Regions from separate parts of the Homo sapiens genome. Here region 2 is linked to region 1. The links are chromatin loops, found by intact Hi-C in ENCODE. Cell type or tissue: OCI-LY7. All regions are shown on one strand. Each heading gives the region's core, and the rest is flanking DNA. Links, peaks and the distances in the headings are about the cores only. Region 1 has its middle 30 kb from the start of LINC02421. Region 2 holds the start of LOC124902958 (a long non-coding RNA gene).

Region 1 (11,102 bases), core at 2,090-7,089:
TCCTATGCTTTAAAACATCCCTAAAACTCACCACCACTGTCTTGCTCAGTGCGGGCTTGGTAACTAACAGCTTCATGGGAAGATTTCCTTTTGCCTTTGAAAAGTGCTCTCCCAGTGGCTTTGAGAAATAGCTGATTCCTCTCCCACAGGCCAGCGGTTCCCTTTTCCCACAGGAAGCCCGCAGCAGCAGCAGGTGGGAAGCCAGGGAACTTTTGAAAGCTGATTCTGTTTGTGCTTTACCTATCGCTCCCTTTGAAGGTACTGTGGAAAAGAGAGCCCATAATGGAGGTTCTAACAACTCTCCAGTTAGTTTTAAAAATGATTCAGCCTATGAAATTGTTTCCAGGCCACAGGGCTTTTCCCAGCTCTTCCTAAACTGTGAGCTCAAAGCAAGGACAGCAAAGGACAGAGCTCAGACAATGCTCCCAGTCTGTTTCTGGGAATGTGCTGTCTCCTCTTAGGCAGAACAGTTTACTCGGAACCTGTACTAATCTTCAGGGCTGGTTTATTAGCATGCACCCTAAGGCCTTTCACCTGGCAGCCAGAAGGGCATTTAGTATCAATACAGCATCCCCCATTTAGGTGTTTAATATGATATCCAAATGAACTTCTAGCCAGCCAGAACTATGGGGATCCAAGGACAAGACCAAAAGATGTTTATATATCATTAAACTGGTGACCCAGTAACAAACCACACCATCCAAAGAGGGTGAGTGTGTGTGTGTGTGCGCACACACAGAATTATACAAATTTCACGTGAATAGCACAATCATATTACACTGTATTTTGGAGGGCTTCAAGGTATTCAATTGTTTAATGCTGATGTATAAATCATCTCACAACTTTTGTAACTTTGATTTGGCATTCTTCATACACACACAATACACACACACACATACACACATACATATATATGTGTAGTATGCTTGCAGCCCAGAAACTGAGAGTGACCTAGGACTGCTTTTTATGTTTAAGAGGCCTGGTTGTGCAGCAAAAATCACAGCAAGTCTGAATTATGCTGACTATAAACTAAGAATACAAGGTACCCAATATGGCAAGTACAAGGGTATTTACGGCAACAAGAAGGCACATTAATCAAAGTGGGAACTGTTTTGGAAATTTAGATGGAACGCTGTCATAACTATAGATGTTTGGAAATTTCTTCTGGAAAGTGAAGCTCACTCTAACACCAGGGAGACTTCTCATCATCCCCCTTTTCCTCAGCATTGGTAGGTCATTTTAATCTCTTAAAAATCACGTCATTTTGCATTCATCCATTTCTCATTTCACAGTGCCTACTATGCACCAGATACAGTGGATGTAAAAGCAACTTGTACGTTGTTTGGTTCTATTAAACATTAATGATTATTATTAAGAGTTTAGTACAGACTTCATCCAATGACAGCTATGGTATGGAGTTCTGCAAATCTCAGAGACTAGATCTAGTAGTAACTTGAAATCGGGAGTGTCAATATTCTTAGGTGAACCTAATCAAACGTGAACAGGGAGGACTGCATCCCCGAGTTGAGGACTGCAGTGTTTGCTGCCTAAGTGCACGGGGCTGAGCGTTTGGCTCTGAGAGGTGTTTTGGAAATATTTGAATTGGCCTGAATTCTCACCTATGAGGCAAGACTGTGCACTCTTGATGTAGACTGTTTGCTGTGGTTGCAGTTGCCGACCCTGCTCCTCTCACTTTAAAAGATATGCTTGGAGAGGCTGTTCTCTCCTTGTGTGTGTGCCAAAGGGACACCTTCAGCAGCAAAGAATTTGAAAGCAAGTGTGTGTGTGTCTGGGGTGAGGGGAGAATGAGGTGGGGAAGAAACCCTACTTCTCTGATCGAGATTCCAGGGAGGAGATAAAACGCCCTTTAAGAAAACAAGAAATTAGCCATTAGTTCTACAAAGATGCATTTCACCAAAGGAGGAACTTCTCTTTGTTCAGGGGAAATACTTTTTTTTTAAAAAAAGGTCCTGATTCCAGTTGTTGCCCAAGTCAGTTCCTAATTACGACTGACTGTGGCATAGACCTCTGTGAATCCCCTGAAGTGGTTAGTGAACTGAAACCCAACTTTTAAGAAGATTTGAGATCAAAAGTATAGTTTTATTAAGTCAACTTAAGATTACATGTTCTGGAAAAAGGCATATTGAGTCTGTGGATAAGAAATAATAATTACATACCTGAAGAACCAAAAGGAGAAGAAAAGGGGACTGGTTGATTTATCCCATTACAGATGCAGTGTCTTCTAGCTAATCTTCATTTCTTTTCTTTTCTTATTTGGTCTGCTCTGCCCTCCATGGGGTTATTCACCAAAGAGTGAATTGTGTCATGCACTGGGGTCTCATGAAAACTAGAGATAGAAAACCTAATCCTAAATTCTTCTCTTTGAAGAAAACACCTTTCTGAAAGGCTTCTCAGGAGATGCAGAGAGCTGTGGTTTTGAGTCTCTGTATCGGAGCCATTCCCCTTCTCCCTCCCACTCTCTAGCCTCCAAGTTTCTATGGTGATATTTCCTCTTCACAGTGATCAGTAGTAGTAGTAATAATAATAATAATAATGCAATGTTAACAGAAGAAGCAAGCAGTAATAACTCAGGGCTAAAGAAGTCTTCATACTAAATAATTTTAAACCTACAGAACAACTTCAGCTTTACCTCCTGAGATGCTATCTTGTAGCAGGACATTTTTTTTCTTTTTTAATTTTGCATGGTATAAAGTTACTAATTATGTAAGTTGAGAATTAGACATATATCCAGTTTCCATTATCATCCTACAGAGAAACAGAACGCTGAATTCTAGTGCCAAATGTATCATTTAGAGTGCAACATCAGTTCTTCAAAGAAAAGCATTATTTCTTGGGCTGGGGAAGAAGCAGTGAAAATCACAGTTTACACGAACCATTTGATCACTGTCTAGGTTAAAATGGGTCATTCTCTACCTTTGCTGAGTTCACTTAGGAAAAAGAAAAGAAAAAGAAAATGGGTTTTCTCCTGGTTTTGTTATTGCTGTGATGTTCCTTTCTTTGCCATGCTAATGGCTTCCTGCGTGTGTGTGTGTGTGTGTGTGTGTGTGTGTGTGTGGCTATTAATTCACTCACTTGCACTTTGTGTCTGTAGCATGCTTGTCTAATCTGTGTCTACCTCAGAGACCTTAGGGCCAAGGCTATCACCTATAGCTCTATGGACAGTGCCCTGCACAACCCCACTGTAACAGGGCAGTGAATCCTTGAATGAAAGTCTATACCACTGCCAAGTTTAATACGGCCTCTAACATAAAAGAAAAAAAAGCCATCCTCTTTCTCTTGTGCAAGGAAATAGGTTAGATTAAGCAAGAACAAAGTCTTAGATAAGATGGAAGGGGGTCTATTGAGGAAGTGGCGATGTTTTTATCTTTGGTGGTCAGTGGGATTTTAACAAAGAATCAAAGTAGTGCTGCCTGGCCTTAGGTAGATGAGGTAGTTTTATAGCCTGAGCACAGGTCTGGGAGTATCCAAAGACCTCAAGGCAGCTAGGGAGTACTGGGGCCTGAGCAGGAGGTAGCCCTCCCTGCCCTGGGTCACCCTAGCTCTACTTTTCTCTTTGGTTGGAAACCCTTTGGTTCTAGCAATGCCACGGCCATCTCTCAGAGTGAGTGTGGCCAGGAGAACCAAAGAAACTTATCCTCTTCATTTGCTTTGCATTTTCTGCATTTCCGATTTTCCCAGACTTTTAATATATTGAATCATGCAACCTTATGCATTCTGCTAGAACTTTTAGGTAGTAGCAGAGGTTCTAATTTGATTCTATTTTAATTGTTTTGGGGGTTGTGCCCAGACATGGACATTTTTATAAAGCTCTCAGTTGAGCTTACCATTTCTCGAGAGTGGAGAAAGGCTAGGATGAAGCCAGTGAGTGAGCTAGGGTTTAAATCCAGACTGCCAGGCTGGGGCTCTTGACTATCTACTTGCCCATTCTGCATTCTTGCCCATTCTGTATTACCAGTGCACTCCTTCCAGCCCTTCATTCATCCCAATTCTTTACAAAACTCCATTGGACATCTTTCAGTATGGCCACTCTTAAAGTTGGAGACCCCTCTTGGCAACTAGAACAATATGTATGGGAAGGGGCAGATTGTTTGGCTGGGCTAATTGCCTTCATGTGACCTAGTGCTCCTTCTTATGGGACAGGCAAGCCAGTCTGCCCCCTCCCCAGGACCTCCATTTTAGTGGGTGCTATCAGACCAATCCTTGCCTTTGAGAGTACTGTGAGGTCTGTACCTAGACTTAGGATGATTGAAACATTGTCTGAATGCAATCCGAATGCCTTTATGGAATGCTAGATTCCAACTATGCATCCAAGCTGGCAGAGGAACAGATGGCAGCTTGTCGCTCAATCTGGACTTATAGGAAAAATTATCAGAGAATGCAGTTTTGCTAGTGAGATGAGCAACAGCAGAAATTGCACTAAGTGAAGCAATTTGAAGGTTGGGGATTAGTAGGTCTGTGTCTTTTGACTAGACTGCTATAGTTTAATAACTGAGAAGTATACACTGGGTTATGTATTGAGATTCATGTATGTTTCTCAGACATGAATTCATGTATGAGAAATCCTGCTATGGTTTGAATGTCCCCTCCGAAACTCATGTTGAAACTTTATCTCCAGTGTGGCAGTATTGAGGGATGGGGCCTTTAAGAGGTGTTTGGGTCATGAGGGCTTGCCCTCATGAATAGATTAATCTATTCATCGTTGGATTAATGGGTTAAAGGATTAATGAATTATCACAGGTGTGGAACTGCTGGCTTTATAAGAGGAAGTGAAACCTGAGCCGGCATGCTGAGCAACCTTGCTATGTGGTTCCCTGTTCTGTCTGGGGATGCTGCAGAGAGGCCCCACCAGCAAGTCCCCATCTCACCAGATGTGTCCCTGTGACCTTGGACTTCTCAGCCTTCATTACTTAAGAAGTAAATTTTTTTTTTTTAAATAAACTACCCAGTTTTAGGCATTCTGTTATAAGCAATGGAACATGGACTAAGATCCCACCAGATTAGAACATGTATGATCAGTGCGGGGAGGCTCCGGAGGCCTTTGCTTTAGCCCAGCACCATGAATGGCTGTCTGTGGACTTCCACTGGCTCTGCTCCATCTGCATGCTCTGTCAGAGATAATGAAATCAGACAGGCCCACAGAGACTGCTTTCCCCTCCTCACAAATTTTTAATAAAACTCTTTGAACAACAGAGCTGGGCATCTCTGAAGCCTGAAATTGAAGCGATAAGATAGAAGATTACTCACTTGTCAGTCTGCACCAAACTCTGCATCACCAATACAAATTCCAGGGGAGTTTCAAATCTGCCGACAATTTGAGGCTCTCCATCTGGAGTCTTTTCTTTTTTTCTTTTCATAGGAAGAAAACACAGCACTAAGGAAGAGAAAAGAGACACTTCATTCTCTGCCACGAACAACATGTGAATCAAGCCCTGAAACAGGTTTTCACAAAAAAGTAATTTTTGGAGAGAATTGCCTTTGAGTAAGTAAGTGTCCTGGATTCAGACTTCCTGAGAGAAAATGTAATCACAGCTGTTTGGTCAACACCACCCATCCACGTGCCTTTCAGGAGAAATCACCACTGCAGGGGTCCAGCCTTGCTGGGTTCCCCTGTTCACATGAACCTTGATGCCCACGGTCTACCTGGTGCTGGTGAACCAGCACACAGCACACCTGGCCTCATGGAGCTGGTATTCTGGGTGCAAGACCAACAATCAACAAACACATAAGCACCGTCATGTAATGTTAGGTGGTGCCAAGTGCCTGGTGAAAACAATGAAACACATCATGGGGCAGTGGATTATGGTGGAGGACCAAGGATGGGAGAGGGTGAAATATTTTAGATAGAGTTGTTCAGGAAAGGCCTCTCAGTTCCAGGTTATAAATTAAGTATCTATGTAGGCTGGCCCTTTTTACAAAGCAAAAATCTTGCCATTAATTCTGCAAATAAAATTATTCAGTTTTCAAAAAAAGAAAATTTACTAGCCCTAGCTGAAATTTAAGAAAGAATTTATAGTTCTCTCTTTTCCCCACCCTCAACCCTTTCTTTCCTTCTTTCCTCTCTCCTCTTCTTCCCCTTTCTCCTCTTCTCTCTCTCTTTTGTCTAAGTACCAGTGTCTTGCCTTAACTACCTTCTTATAGCCGGGGAAAAGCAAATGCACAATGTCTCTATTCCTTTATAAATGGTTATTTGGGAAATATTTGTAGGGTCCTAAACTCTCTTAATGAGAGAGGAGAAAGTAAGAAACCAGTCAGGCAGGCAGTTAGGGTGAGTCCCTGGTAAAAATTCATTCAAACAAAGAACAGCCTGAAAATCAAACTGCGGGCCCCAGATAAGAAAGAGACTGCATCCTTGAATGGAAACACTTACTCGGTAAACCCAGATGAACAAATTCTACCCCTATTTGGACATGTTTCTCTCTCCTTGGCATGCCTTAGTCACTTATTTTCACCTACTGGTTTCTTACTTTTCACCTATTTTACATATGCCTACCTTTCTGTAATTGGCAGTGGGCTAAGTCTTCATTTACATAGGTTGAGTCATCACTTCAGCCTCTGATTGGTCCCAGGCCAAGGTCCCAAGCCAAACCTTCGCCTTTGCCTCCAATTGGTTCTTTACACTATGATACCTCTTTCTAAGTGGTGCTTTCTCCAAAACAGCCTGCAGACCAGTCAGCACATTCCTCCCCTTCCCAGTCCATTCATACCCTGGACTCAGCCTCATAGTTGGCAACCCTGTTTTGGGCCCTCTCTCCTTGGTTGGGAGCTTTCTTCTTTTGCTTATTAAACATTCATTCCAACCTCACCCTTTGTGTCCACGCTCCTTAATTTTCTTGGTCACGAGGCAAAGAACCCTGGGATACCTGAAACAACAAGAGACTGCTACATTGTGGTGCATTCGCAAGACTGTAACATTAACACTACTCAGAAAACTTGCTACAACTAACTTCTGCTGTTTTGTTTTATCTTTCTGGGTTCCTAGTAATGTAGATTTTATAATGGATATCTGGAGCTCTGGCCCAGACTTCTGTTATGCCTATAGAAAGATCATGGACCCCTGCTGAAAACAATGAGAAAACGACAAACTCCGAATCTGACCTCTGTACTAATGTCATGTTATTTTCCACATGAAGGCATTGCATTTAAATAAGGTACCAATGGTATACTGTAGCCATTTGCCTTAGATTACAATTGTAGTCTTTTTGTGTGTGTGACAAGTTATCTAGGACTATATGAGTCAGTGTTCTGGCAGAAAAAAACAGTTCAACTCCAGAGGTTTGAGTGAAGCAAATGTAAGAGGGGCTATTGTGAAAGGTGTGAGTAGGGTGAAGGGAGATGGTGAGGCAACCAGAGATTAGCAAGAGCAGAAAACCATTATCACCTGCAGAGCTGAAAGGTAGGGGAATGGTGTTCCCAGAGCCCACTGAGAACTAGAGGCCTGGAGAGAGTGGCCTGAGAAGATGCTGCCTTGTCAGAGCTTAGCAGTGAAAGTAGAGGGCAGAGCAGAGGAAAATACCCATATCTGTCTTTCCTCCCACTCTCTAGTCGCAATTCCAATAGAAAGCCAATGGTCCAGTAGCCTAGACAGTGTGTAGGAGTTAGCCGCCTCTGCGGTACAGAACAGGACAGAAAAAGGCAGAGAAGGGCATCTGAGGAGAGCAAACGCAAATCCAGACCCCAGCAACCACAGGGAACACTCACTTGCTCATTATACACTTTGTCTCTGTGCATATCCATGAGCGCTTCTTCAACCACTGATCCGTCTTTTCTTCTTTCTGTTGTAATAGCCAAATATCGAGCAACGTCACACTTGGTAAATGGTCTCCCTGATCAAAGTGCTAAGGTGACCTAATTAAATCAATGGCTTTTAATTTCATCTGTTTCAGCAATTGGCCTGTGAAGGCCTGATCTGACCATGTGTCCTGCTTATGGTCTCTTCCCTCCCCAAGGGCCTCTTTTGTACTTTAAGATAAAAGATAATTTCAAAGGAGTTTAATTATTTTCTTTCTAAGTAAACTCAAAAGAACTTCCTCTTCTATTCCATTTTTAGGCCCCGTCTATAATTTTCTTATTCCCGCTAATAGTTTCTTTCATAAAGAAATATAGGTCTTGAAAGTCGTTGTAAGGTCATTTTCCTGTAGTAGAGATGGTAAAGATGAAAGCACAGCTGTCTGGGGCCCCTCACAGTCTTATTCTTACTGAGGCTTTCCCAATGACTGCATTTTCTGGCTCTGGCTACAATTATTTCATGAGTTACATTACAAACCATTGCAGTTCCTTTCTTAGCTGAAATAGTTTCCTTGGCCTTTGCTGAGAGTTTCTTTTCTTCCCCCATGAAGAAAGAACAGCTCTTGAGAACTTTGCCAAATGCACACATTCACACAAACCCACCCATTAAATCTGTGTTTAAAACACAAAATTGTTCTGCTGATGTTTGTTGTGAAAAATGGTCATTGTCTACATCTTCACCCACTTTTGAAGAAACTGATCTCTCTGCTGTTTCCTAGAAGAATTCTTTCCTTTGTTGTGCTCTATGTGTGAACAGAGAGAAACAACCTTTAAAGTGATATTGATCCCCTGGCTTTACCAACTCAAAGCCCTACAAAGGGCATGTCAGCTCGTCTTGGAGCTGAATAGCATTACTAATTAAACTCAAGATTTATGCTTCTGTTCATCAGAGAGTACTTCATAAGCACCTCCACCTAACCCGCTCTGTAGCCTGAGACTAAGGAGGGCATGCATGAAAGAAACCTCATGAATATTAAGTGATGCTTTATTGAGACCCTTGAGGCCTTGCCAATGGCATGGGAAGCATGTCATTCTTCATTTGTAGCTCTTGAACATTTAGGTGGTCAATCCTGCAGAGAAAAATATCTACCCACAAAAATATATCTCAGCCCATTCCAAATTAAATATTGTCAGCCCCCTCTCTCTTCACCCCCAAGTCACCAGAAGTTAAGTTAGACTCAGGAAGGTAAGAATTCAGTATAGATGTTTTCACTAAGTGCTAATGAGCTGTGGTATCAGAAGCTGTAAAAAAGCCATCAAGATATTAGCCAAAATCGGAGGGAAGAAAGTTCACCCAAAGCACAGCTGCTGAAATCATTATATTCTTCAGGTACCATTTTACAAACAGTCTATTCCCAGGCCTGATGTCTGAAATAGGGAGTTTGCTTGTCTTTACCAGTTTAGTTTCCTAGGCCTGGAATATGATACCAAGATCAGGGTAACAGGTCTTCCGTATTAGGGCTCTCCAACCCCCCGGGCTACAGACTAATACTGGCCCCTGGCCTGCTAGGAACCGGGTCACCCAACAGGAGGTGAGCAGCAGGCAAGTGAGCATTACCACCTGAGCTCCACCTCTTGTCAGATCAGCAGGGGCATCAGATTCTCAGGAGCACAAACCCTATTGTGAACTGGACATGTGAGGGATCTAGGTCGCGTGCTCCTTATGAGAATCTAATGGCCGGTATGATCTGAGATGGAACAGTTCCATCCTGAAACCATCCCTCCCTCTACCCCCATTTCACCGTCACTTTCCCTCACCCTCCTCAACTATCACACCCTCCCGCACCGCCGCCACCCCCCACCCTGTCTATGGAAAAATTGTCTTCCATGACACCAGTCCCTGGTGCCAAAAAGTTTGGTGACTGCTGTCCTGTATAACCTGGTGGGTCAGTTCATGTACCTAGGTTGGCTGTAGGAGCTATTTACTTTCCTGGATATAATCAGAGAGAAAGACACTTACTAGCTGCTGACCCAGAGGGAGAAGAAAGGAGCATTTCTACCTGGGATTCTGTGATACAGGTTAACTTCTGAAACGACTCAGTTCCTGATGATGCAGAATTTTCAAACTTTAAGAGGCTAAACTTGGAAGAGCCTCTTGAGTGGCTAAGATGATATGCAGGTGCGCCACAGTTTTCTGGGTGTCTACATGGTCATCGCATTGGTGATAAAGCTATGGTTATTAATAATTAGAGCACAATTTAGAAATTGTTGACATTAAACCTGGAATTCAGATCACATTCCTTCTCTGCTAAAATCTCTTCCATGCCTTCCCACTGAAATTAGAATTAAAATGTCAACTTTTTTGTGGCCTTGTCTGGTCTCTCCCTACTGACCAACCTTATCTCTCTCCTCCTTCCCCTTGTTTTGCCAAAGACTCAAGCCCTGCACTGATATTGCTTCTGGTCCTAATCCTAAACTGGCTCTTATGTCAGGACCTTTGTACTTCCAGGCCTGTCTTAACTCAAAATGTACTATTCTCAGAGAGGTCTTTCTCTTCAGACTGTACTTTCTAAAATAATGCCCCTGTGGCAGGTATTCTCTTACTCATCATATCACCCTATTTATTCCCTTCATAGTAATGATGAAAATCAGTATTTATTTTTACTTTTTATTTATCTGTTTCCTCCACTAAGAGCTCCAATGAGTAGGAACTCTTTAGTCATTACATTATCTCTATCAGCTAACAATAAAGAACGACATGGAGCAGAACTCAAAATATAATTGTTGAATGAAGTAAAGAAACCTTATTTGTTAATATTAATTTTTAATATAAACCATTTACAAATATGAACATGCTAGGTTCATGGTCCACATTTTTTAAAGGATCTGGTACTCCTGACATGCAAAGCTCCAAAGCAGTACCAACCTTCGCTATAGATATGTTCCCCAACCCTGTATGGGGTAGGGAAGGCTGGCTAAAGTTCGGTTGTAGCTTTGAGGTTATGATTTAGTGACATTAACTGTAACCACCGAAAGAACTTGAGGGAAGTATCTCTTAACCTCTTTTTAAATTTTTCATTTGAGCTACAAATATGGGTATTGAAAGAAGTTTTGACAAAGCTTTTTTTTTATCTATGCTTTATTGAAAATAAATAGTCTTTTTAAAAATGTTTTATTTTTTAAGAGACAGAGTCTCACACAGTCACCCAGGCTGGAGTGTGATGGTACAAAATCATAGATCACTGCAAACTTGAACTCCTGGACTCAAGGGATCCTCCTGCCTAGGTCTCCCAAAGTGCTAGGATTACAGGAGTAAGCCACCACGTCCAGCCTGAAGTAATGCTGTTAACTGCCTC
Region 2 (11,102 bases), core at 3,968-8,967, 59 kb before region 1:
CATTTAATTAATTTAAGTTGCAAACGAAACTATAATTTTCTTAGGACTTTAAGTTCACTTTGTGATTTTGATTTTACTTATAAACTAAGTAATTTTTACATAATTTGAAATCATCCTTCCACTTATTTAATTCAATTTTAGCGGATTAAAATCCTTTATAGTCATAGTAATAAGCCATCAATTAAGTTCCCCTAAATTTTTAAAAACACTTCTAATTTATTATATCAAGCAACTGAGTTGCCTCACAAGGCCAACTTAAGCCTCAAAAGGCAAAATCAAAGAAATTGTAAATCTCATAATTCACCCTTAAAACCATAATGAGTCAAAATATTCAAATACTGTCTATAAACATTATCAAATTATCAACTCTGTGACTTAAGATAATGAGAATAAAATTGATTATAAATTTCACATAGAAGTTATGAAGATCAATTTGTCAGATTTCCTAATGTTAGGTTTTATTAAACATTACTAATACTTTAAACACAAAAATTATAACTTCTGTTTCTAAACCTATTAAACAGTATTAATGCTTTGGGTGGGTCCAATTTACTTCATGATCTTTATGTTCAATTTTTAGCACTCCTATAATTGTAAAATCATTTCCCTATGAAGGGGAGCAGTTTTACATCCCAGCTGGGCTGAGGTTACGCGGTTGAAAGACCTGGGGCTGTGATATAGTTACTTATTTATCAGATGTTTAAGATAAACATGGTTCATAGGCTACAAACTTCTAGAATGATTCTGCCCAAGCCACAGACAGACACACTGAGTCTTTTTCTATATGCTGTGTCCATGAGGGGCCAAGATCCTGTCTTTTTGTTGGGATTGATTTGGCAGACAATGTCTCCTGGCCATTTTAACCCCACATTATACTTTTTCCCAAATCTTTTATAACACCTTAAAACATTAATTATCTTATCTTTTCTAGGTGGAGATTTGTGTACCCTATTTAGGTTGCCACAAATTGCTTTTATCACTTGGTTAAAGTCTTCATTTCTTTCACATTTTTTTTTTCAGCTTGACTTTAAATCTTGTGTACAAATCCAAAATTTGAACATTAACTGGGAGTTTTATGACATTAAGGAATTACTGTTCACCATTCTTTTAGGGGTGATCATGGTATCATGGGTATTTTTAAGAGTCTTTATCTTTTAGAGATATATTCAGAAATATTTACTGATGAAAATACAAGTAAAACACAAGTCAATAAATCATATTAGACCCAAAGTATTCCATTCATGCAAATCCTCAGGATCACAATGATTTAGAAAAGGTGAAATCCAGAGGCCAGAGCAGGGTCCTTCCCTAATCAGCTTTATCTTTCATGCTTTTCTTAATCAAATGAAAAGAATCCCAATTCGAGTTAAAGTAGCAAAATCTCCCCTCCGCCCTCTCCGCTCTCTCATTTCCCCTCTCCCCTCACTTTTGATTCTTTTTGCCTAGGTTTGGACCTGATGTTTAGTCTTGTTCCACATGGTGGCAAGAAGGCTTCAGGTAGCTCCAGGGTTGTATGGTACTGACAGCTAGCAGTCTCAAAAGGAGAAACTCAACGGCCAGCATCCATGACAATTACTCCAGAGAGCACTGATTGGCCATGCTTGGGTCATGTGTATTCCTCTGGACCAATCACTGTGACTCAGGAAATGGGGTGTTCTGATTGAACACCCTGGATCACAGGGTAGTGGGAGAAGCAGGGCCCTTTGATCCATAGACTCAAGAGAATGATTTGGAGTTCGGGAGGGGCAGTTTTCTGCAGTAAGGAACACCAGACAAACAAAAAAGTGGCAGATGCCCATTACAGAACAAAATATATTCAGACAATTTTGTGAGATTCATGTATATCAAGTCTTTGGCTGTTCCTGCTGCCAGCTACAATCGTTGTCTGTCCCAAATGGAAAGGCACTTGGCAGCTGATTAACTCAATCCCTTCTTCCTTGGCATAGCACTATTTCATTTTTGTATTGCTCAGTTCCAAATCTGTCTTTTACTTTTCCTGGAACTGCTAATACATTACAGTCTTTATCCAAGTCACACAAGGTCTTCTATATTTGTTTTTAATTTGGAATCATCACCAAGTTTTTCCAGAATTCTATGTTCTTTCCTATAGATATATATTCTCCAGGATAACTCCTGTTTCCCAGCTAAGCCAACTTCCTGGGGATTTGAATTACTGAAAAGATGTCCCTTTAGGCTCATCCCAATTCATGTAATAAATTGAGTCCCAGTGCATAATCTTACAGTCAGCTGCTTTTAAAATGAATTCTAAACTCAATTGAGTTTCCATTCAAGAGGCATTTCCTATTCCTACTTTTATCTTCCCCTGTCAGAAAATGCAGAGCTGCTTCTAGTTTCCTGTCCTCCTGGGATGCTGCTGCTGCTGCTGATGATGATGACAATTATAATAAGAAGGTAGTTAATATTTACTAAGTAAATTAGTGCTGGCATTGTGCTAGGTATTTAGTGCAATCTCTCTTTTAATCCTGACAATGTGCCATAAGGCAGATGTCAAACCCCAATTTTACATAGAGGGAAATAGGCTCAAAGTGGGGACTTACTCCAGGTCACACAGCCAGTAGGTGGACTATCTGAGATTTGAAACCAGGTCAATCCAACCCCAAATGCCACGCTCTTTATCCCTGTGGTTAGACACATGAAACTATCACCTTTCTTTCCCTTTTCTTATTCCTCCTCCCCCATCTTACTGGTTTTGCTTTCCTTTCCAGCCCCTTCCAATTCTTTTATCTTTTTTCCTTCCTCTCTTACACAAAGGTTTAATTTGCCTTCCCCATAGTAGGCACTTAATAGAAAGTTGTTGAAATAGTTGTGTTGCCAATTTATTGAACAGTCTAAATTTATGCTTCCATATTGATGGTCATTGGATCCCTTCAACCACCTCTGTAAGGAAAGCTAGGTGTTATTCCTATTTCATGCATCAGAAAATTAAACATAGACAATGAAAGAATAACAGACATGTAGGGTCAACTCGTTTTATCGGAATGAGGGGTTAAAGCCATTGAACAGGTCATGCCCTAATAGACTCTTGAAAACCTGAAAAAGCAAGCGATTGATCTGCCTCATTTAGAATAAATGCCCGAGTCCTTTCCATGGTCTGAGCCTCTTCCTTTTTGTCCTTTTTATATTCTCAGCCTCCGGGCCCCAGGCTGTTTCTCCCATAGGCAAGCTTTTACCTCAGGGTTCTGCTCTACCCCTATTGTCTCCACCTGGAGCTCTCTCCCTCAGAAGTCAACAAGGCTCTCTCTCTCTCTCACCTCTTTCAAGTCTTTGCTCAAATGTCTCCTTAGTGAGGGCTTCCTTGGCTACTGTATTTAAGGCTTCCATGGCTACCATAACTAGGCTACTCAGTTCCTATAGGATTCCCTTTCCCCTTTCCTGTTTTACTTTTCTCCGTAGAACTTTCCACTTGTTAAATTAATATCATTATTTAAAATTTTCTGAATTTAAAGAATGTTTGCTCCATTAGGACAGGAATTTTGCCTGTTTTCTTTACTAGTATACAGTAGGTACTCAATAAATTTTCACGGAATGGATGAATGAATAAATGCAGATTTTCATTCATTCATTTATTCAAGAGACATTGACCACACAGGAGATGAGCTGCCTGTCCTCCTGCCTGCTTTGTTTGAACACCTCAAGGAGGAAGGCTAATAAAAGTCCAATGCCAAATATGAAAATAAATATTGCAGTCAGATGTTGAGTAATAAAAAGTAGTGTAAAATTGCTGTCTTAATCGCTATGCCATTGGAGAAGCCCAGTTTAAGACAAGGAAAGATCTGTAAGACAGGGTCAGCCAGGGAAAGATAGGAAAGGAATTCTAGAGACAGAATCCTTCCCCTCTGCTCCAGCCCAAGATGCTGCCTCCTGTTTTCTGAGAAATAAGAAGGCAGGTCTATTCCTGTTATCTTGGGACTCAGCAGGGCAGCCCTGTTCTTTAACAAGACAATCTTTCAATTTATGTGACTTGCATATTTTAGAATAAATTCTGTTAATATGCAAGCACTAATACTGTAATACAATCATTTCTACTTCCTGCCAGTGTTTTATGTCTAAGGCGGCAGCTCAGTGCAGAAAGAAATTTAGGTAGGCAAGGGAATAACACTGCTTTCCCTTCATGCTCAACAATGTGCCACCTGACATGGGATTCTTTTCAGTTCATTTGTTTGTAATTTAAACCAATTCCTGTCTCAGCATTGGCTCATGCCTGTAATCCCAGCACTTTGGGAGGCCGAGGTGGGAGGATCACTTGAGCCCAGGAGTTTGACACTAGCCTGGACAACATAAGGAGGCCTTGTCACTACAAAAATAAAAATAAATAAATAAAATAAAATTAGCCGGGTGTGATGGTGCATGCCTGTGATCTCAGCTACTTGGCAGGCTGAGATGGGAGGATCACTCAAGCCCAAGAGATAGAGGCTGCAGTGAGCTGTAATTGTGTCATTGCACTCCAGCCTGGGCAACAGAGCAAGACCCTGTCTCAAGAAAGATACAGTAAAATAAACAAACAAATTTTTGACTGGGAAATGTCTGTTAAAACATCAGGAAGACTCCCAAATTAAGGAAAGGACTATCACCATCAACCTCAAATTGAAAATTAAATCATTTTTCAATGTCTTGAAAAATCATACAGAATCTCTACAAGTCTTGGCTTTGCCTTAATAATAGTCAGTACACTGGCCAACGATGGCACCAAGATTAAAGGAGGAGGTGAGTCTGGAAACACATGAACTTGACCTTCTACAATCGATTTCCTGTGAGGGAGACTCTGGACATGGGCAAAGCTTTAAGCCAAAGATCTGTGATGCTCAAGGCTCATCCAGGCATTGGCAGTGTATTCAATGTATAAAAAAAATTCTTTTATTTCCAATGACCTGTTTTATGTTAATTTTATTGTGATGTAGAAAAATAACTAGTGTGTCCTTCAACTTACTTGCCAAAACCTACTCTTTTAAATATTTTCTCAGGAGAAAAGTCATTTTAATTTTAACTTAAAAAAAAAAAAACCACAACTTTTCAGGTAAATTGCCAAACAGATGTTTAGTGCTTAGAGTCTCAGGGCAGCCTTTGTGTTGTGGTTGCAAACATACCTATCTTCTAGATCAGAGGTCAGGAAACTACATCTCTGTGTCACAAACACGACTGCCGTGTGTTTTTGTAAATAAAGTTTAGGATAACCACAGTCATTCATTGCATATTGTCCACTGTCTACTGTCTACATATATTGTGTACTGTCTCTGGGTGCCTTCCCTGCTATGGCAGAGTTGAGTAGTTGAGATAGAGACAGCATAGCCCACAAAGCTTAAGATATTTGCTCTCTAGCCCTTGACAAAGAAGTTTGCCAACTCCTAATCTAGTAGAGGCAAATTTCTGTTATAAAGTCTGTACTTATGTTTACTCATGAATGCATCCATTCTTTTAGAATAACATGGATCATAGTGTACATAATAAACTGTTCCAAAATGGCAATATGGTTTAGTGACCATATATTATTGTCACCATTTCCCTTATTATGTTAACTTCTATTAGATGAAAATGCTATTCTGTAAAACAGAATTATGAAACAGTATACACAGCACAGTGTGAGAGTCAATGGCAAGACATTGCACACAATGAAACCCAGTGAAATGTGAAGAGGCTAACCGGGAAGTCTCCGTAAGTGCATATATTTCACAGCTGTGGTGCTAAGAGACAGATTGCTTGGAATGCCATGAGTAGACAAAGCCAAACAAAAATGAGAGCATGAGGAAATTTTTCTGGTGAAAACAATTTTTCCTTACAAATTTGAAATATTTTCCCTTTTATGTTATATTCTTTTTTTCCCCTTTTGAAGTAACATGGCTTCATCCTCTGCCAAATGTATTCCTTCCCACCCCTACCCCACTTTTGGTTTCTTCAATAAATAAAAATTGATTCCTTCACCTCGTTCACATGGACAGTTTCACAAGCTTATAGTGCATGTTGAAAGAAGTGTTGGATTGATTTTTTTTCAGTAGATGAAAACAGTAAAATTGTTAAACTGCATTAAAAAATTTTCCATATAATTGAAGGTGAAGGCATCAATAAGCAAAGCACTTTTAAGGCAATACTAAGGTTCTCAGCCTTTGGACTGTATTGCTTTTCTTCTCCCCATCACGGGGAATGAGATCCATTCTTGGCTGTTTAGTATTCTGTAATGAAAGGAAAAGTCACTCCCACATTTTTTGGGGTAGAGAAGGGGTTGTTAGTCAGCAGGACTATCAAACAACAGTAGTCATTGCTGTTGCCTGGGCTTTTGAGGGGACCAAAGGAGACCAAACCGAAAGGTTCTGTAAAGTCTGTCTAAGTGAAAGATGTTGCTGTTATCATCTGATTTAGTCATCGAAACCTCCTAAGAACCTCTACAGAGGTTTGAGATGGGGAAGGAAGGAAGTGAAAGTAAAATCAAGCATTTCTGTGACTATTTAAAGCCACCCTAGCAATAAGCCTTGCATGGTAAAGAGTTGAAATTGAATGAGGCTTTCAGTTTTCTGTGGGTTTCACTGATTCACATTAGCCCAAGGGCTTTTTGTGTCTCCCCATGTAGCAGTAGTTACACCCCTGGTTGGCATGAGATAAAATCCTGCCGTGCACACAGAAACCAACTTCTTAGGCATTAGTCAGGGTCTCTCTGAAGTAGAAGTGCCTGAGCCACTTCCGTTTTTTTATTTTTAATACTCATGATGTGTTAGAAAGTGAAGAAATGCCAAGACAGACTTACAAACACTGTGGTATACTTTTTAATGTTTATGTTTAAGAAATTAGTAGTCTTAACACATGCATTTAAGTAAGTGCAATGTAATTATTTTGCTTTTCAAAAGATTTCAACATAAAGAAGCATTTCTACAGGGTATACTATAGGCAGTGGGACCCAAGTTTAAGGTTGTGTGAGGGACAACTCCCTCCAGTCAGACGAGTGAAAGTTACTGCACATATAATCTCACTTGGGGATGATGTCAAATGTCCATGTCTGCGACCCTGTCTAAACTAGGAGGCTGGGCTAAAAGGCTCCCTTGCCCTCCTTCTCCCAGCTCCCCCCACCCACTGCCACCACTGAGACCAGATCGTAAGTACACAATTATGCCTGTGTGGGGAAGTGGGGAGGAGAAACACAAGGTATGATGGAGAGGTCCATTATGTACTCTTACACAAATATTTTTCAAGTGCATACTATGTGCAGAGGTAAGAAGATAGTACCATAGTTAAACTCATACTTAGGGTTTAAATCCTGGCAGTGTTATTCCCTACTTGAGTTATAAAACTTCTCTAAGCCTTAATTTTCTCATCAGTTAGCTCATTTGTGAGGTGCTTCATTAGTTGTTATGAGGATTAAATGACTTACCCACATAAAGTTATCTGAACAGCACCACCTTGCACTGTGAGCAAGCAGTATAAAAGTTCTTGACCTCAGGGAGCTTAATTTCCATCTCCCTCACTGCATTTTGCTCTCAGCTCTCCTGTCTGCAAGCTGGTCTACCTGAAACAACTGCCTTGCAATATCAAAAGATATCTGATAAAACGGGTAAATATAGCTCCACTGATGAGGACAAAAAAAAATCAGCTGTATTAAGGAAATTCTCTTAAAAAGTCATTAATCTTCCATTCAACAAGCAACAATGTGTGTTAGACACTGTTCGGGGAATGCTGATATTGTAGTGAACAAACCAGGTGTGGTTCTGTACTCATGGGTGGGAAAGATATTGGATACATACATTGTTCTGCACAATGTAAACATTTTGTTGCAGTATGAAGTGCATACAGAAAGTGCACAAATAAGTGCACAGCTCAACTCATTTTCATGAAACGAATGCACACATATAATTAGTACCCAGTCCAATAATCGGAATCTTACCAGAACCCCAGATGCCTTCTTGTGCCTCCTTCCACTCACAGTCACTTCCAAGGGTAAATATTATACTCATTTCTGTTAGGTTGGTCCAAAAGTAATTGCGGCATTTACCATTAAAGTAATGTGCAGTTTTCCTGCACACATTACTTTAATGACAAAAACCACAATTACTTTTGCACCAACCTAATAAAAGTCAGTATAGTATTCACTGCCAGGATTCAAACTCTAAAGTAATGGCAAAAGCCGCAATTACTTTTGCACCAAAATAATACAACCACAGATTACTTTTTCCTGTTGTAAAACTTTATGAAAAAGGAATCCTGACGTACTCTTTTGTAATGGGCTTTTTTTTTTCACTCAACATTATGTTTGTGAGAGTCATCCTTTTTTTGTATGTAGCTATAGTTTATTTATTCTCATTCTTGCATATTGTTCTCCTATATTGTATGAATTTACCATGATTTTTGTATCCATTCTATTGTTGATGGACATTTGGGTTGTGTCCAGTTTGGGAATATTACAAATACTGCTTATGTTACTATTAATGCTGTTAACATTCTTGTTCATGCCATTTGTTAGATATACATATGTATTTCTGTTGGGCATATTTTTAGGAGTGGAGTTGCTGAGTATAAGGTATGGGTATGTTCAGTTTTAGTAGATACTGTCAAACAGCTTTCCAAAGTAGTTGTAACAATTTACACTCTGGTCAGCAGAATAAGAGAGTTCTGGTTGCTTTATATTGTCTGTCTTTTTCATTTTAGTCATTTTGGAGGGTATGTTGTAGTTTTTGCATTATGATTAAAAACATTTTTTTTTTCAGAGACAGGGACTTGTTCTGTTTCTCAGGCTGGAGTGCAGTGGTGTGATCATAGCTCACAGCAGCCTCGAGCTCCTTGGTTCAGGCCACCTCAGCCTCCTGAGTTACTGGGACTGCAGTCCTCCCAGCTCAACCTCTCCTGAGTCACTGGGATTTTTCCATCTTAATTTTCATCTGTGCTTTCCTAATGACTAATGGAGTGCCTTTTCATATGTTTATTTTCTGTTTGAACATCTTCTCTCATACAGTATCTATTCTGACATTTGCCCATTTTTCTATCGAGTTATTTTCCTGTATCTCATTGATTTGAAGGAGTGCTTTAAATATTCCAGATAATAGTCCTTTGTTAGATATATGTTTGAAAATCTCTCTCTCAGTGTATGACTTTTTACTCTCTTAATGGTTTTGGAGAACTGAAGCTCTTAATTTTAATGCAGTCCAATTGATCAATATTTTTCCCCTTCACAGTTATTGCTTTTTGTGTTTTAAGAAATCTTTGCCTGAGACAGTTCTTGTGGAAACAGCTAGTGCAACACTGAGAAACTGTTGTACATTATGTTGCCTAGAGTACAAACAGCACAGTCAGGATAGCTAAAGGTGACCCCAAGAAACCAAAAGGCAAGATGTCTGCTCATGCCTTGTTTATGAAGACAATGCTGGGAGGAAAATACAAATAATAATCCAGAGGCCTCTGTAAACTGCAGTTTCCAAGAAGTGGAAATACACTGAGAGGTGGAATACAATGTGTGGTGAAAGAGAAATACAAATTTGATGAAATGGTGTGGTATACTATGAGCAGGAAATAAAGGATTATAGACCAACTAAGGGAGGCAAGAAGAAAGATGATAACACCCTCCCCTCATGCCCCACCTTCCTCTTCTACTTAGATCTCTGCCCAATAGTAAATCCACAAATTTAGGCATTTCTACCGGAGATGTCGCCAAAAACCTGGATGACTGTTATGTATGTAGAATTCCTAAAATGCCCCCATAAAGATATTTCCCCCTAATCCCAGGAACCTGGGAATATGATGAGACATCACTCACTAGTGTGGTTATCATATTTCATGGCAGGGTTAGGTAATCTCCTTAAGATAGGAGATTATCTTGGAGGATCTAATTTAATCACATGAGACCTTTTAAGCAGAGAGCTTTCTCCAGCTGGTGGCAGAAGAAGTCAGAGAGATTTGAAGAGTAAAGGGGTTATGGCTTGAAGTTGCAGCAGGCCCACCTGAGAAGGAATTCAGGAAACCTTAAAAGACCTGAGAGAGGCCCTGGCCAACAGGCATCAAGGAAAGAGGATCCTCAGTCCTACAACCACAAGGGACTGAATTCTTCCAGCAACCTGTGTGGGCCTGGAGGTGATGTCTACTTAGAGCCTCCAGGTGAGGACCCAGCTTGGCTGATGGCTTGGTTCCCGCCTTGTGATTCCCTGAGAGGAGAACCAGGTGACATCGTGCTGGACTTTGTTAAAAGCTGTTAAGTGTGTGGTAATTTGTTATACAGTGACAGAAAAATAAAACATGCAGGATAATTTTAGTGATGGTGAAAAGCTACCTTATAACAAAGTTGAAGGAGATGTATGGGAAGTAGGTGGCCAACTATAATCTAAAGCAAAGGGATGGTGATAGAGTTTGGCTATTTGTCCTCACCCAAATCTCATGTGGAATTGTAATCCCCAATGCTGGAGGAGAGGCCTGGTGGGAGGTGTTTGGATCATGGGGGCGGATGCCTCATGAATAGCTTGGGCCATCCCCTTGGTGATAAGTGAGCTCTCACTCTGAGTTCACACAAGATCTGCTTGCTCAAAAGTTTGCGGCAGCTCCCCTGTAACCCATGCTCTCTCTCTTGCTCCCATTCTTGCCATGTGAAGCGTCTGCTTCTCTTTTGCCTTCCGCCATGACTGGAAGCTTCCTGAGGACCCCCCCAGAAGCAGATGCCACTATGCTTCCTGTATAGCCTGCTGAACTGTGAGCCAATTAAACCTCTTTTCTCATAAATTACTCAGTCTCAGGTATTTCCTTATAGCAGTGCAAGAACTGCCTGATACAGATGGAATAAAGAGATCATCTAGCACACACCAGAAAAAAAGATGGAAGAGTAAGGTGAGGAGTATGAGAAAGGGAAAAAGAGGATGCAAAAGAGAATAATGAGGAAAACTGCATGTCTGTCTCCATGTGTATGTATACAGGACAACTGCAGTAACTGACCACCTCCTATTTGAGAGTCTGTTGTTCTCACTGGGTTTCATTCCGCAATTGAAATATAATTACACTGTAGTTTTTGAAGCGCTCCAGGAAATGCAAGTGGTTTCTATGTTGTGTTCATGGGTGTCACAAGCACCCAGAAATTCAATCAAAGTTGTCCATATTTCTAAACATTTTTAAAATGAAAAGAAACT

What was found. Hi-C counts contacts between places; a loop is a spot of excess contacts. Peaks named below come from ENCODE experiments on the same cell type or tissue, not always from the same donor. Only the 100,000 strongest peaks of a DNase experiment are listed, where the experiment ranks them.
Region 2: it touches region 1 in a loop (5-fold over the local background); 5 of 110 quality-filtered maps call a loop at or near these places.

What each region holds. Positions count from the first base shown.
Region 1 is chr12:67,753,508-67,764,609 of GRCh38, forward strand. No RefSeq gene overlaps it. Among named protein-coding and RNA genes, the nearest start is that of LINC02421, 30 kb to the left of the region's middle. In OCI-LY7, for the core only: a CTCF peak has its summit at 4,952; a DNase peak (open chromatin) is centred at 4,804; H3K4me3 peaks cover 832 bases; H3K27ac peaks cover 1,857 bases.
Region 2 is chr12:67,692,498-67,703,599 of GRCh38, forward strand. LOC124902958 (a long non-coding RNA gene) reads right to left here and starts at 1,705. Exons shown (of 2, transcript XR_007063355.1): 1 at 1,455-1,705. In OCI-LY7, for the core only: no CTCF peak of the experiment used is centred there; a DNase peak (open chromatin) is centred at 6,494; H3K4me3 peaks cover 2,614 bases; H3K27ac peaks cover 1,998 bases.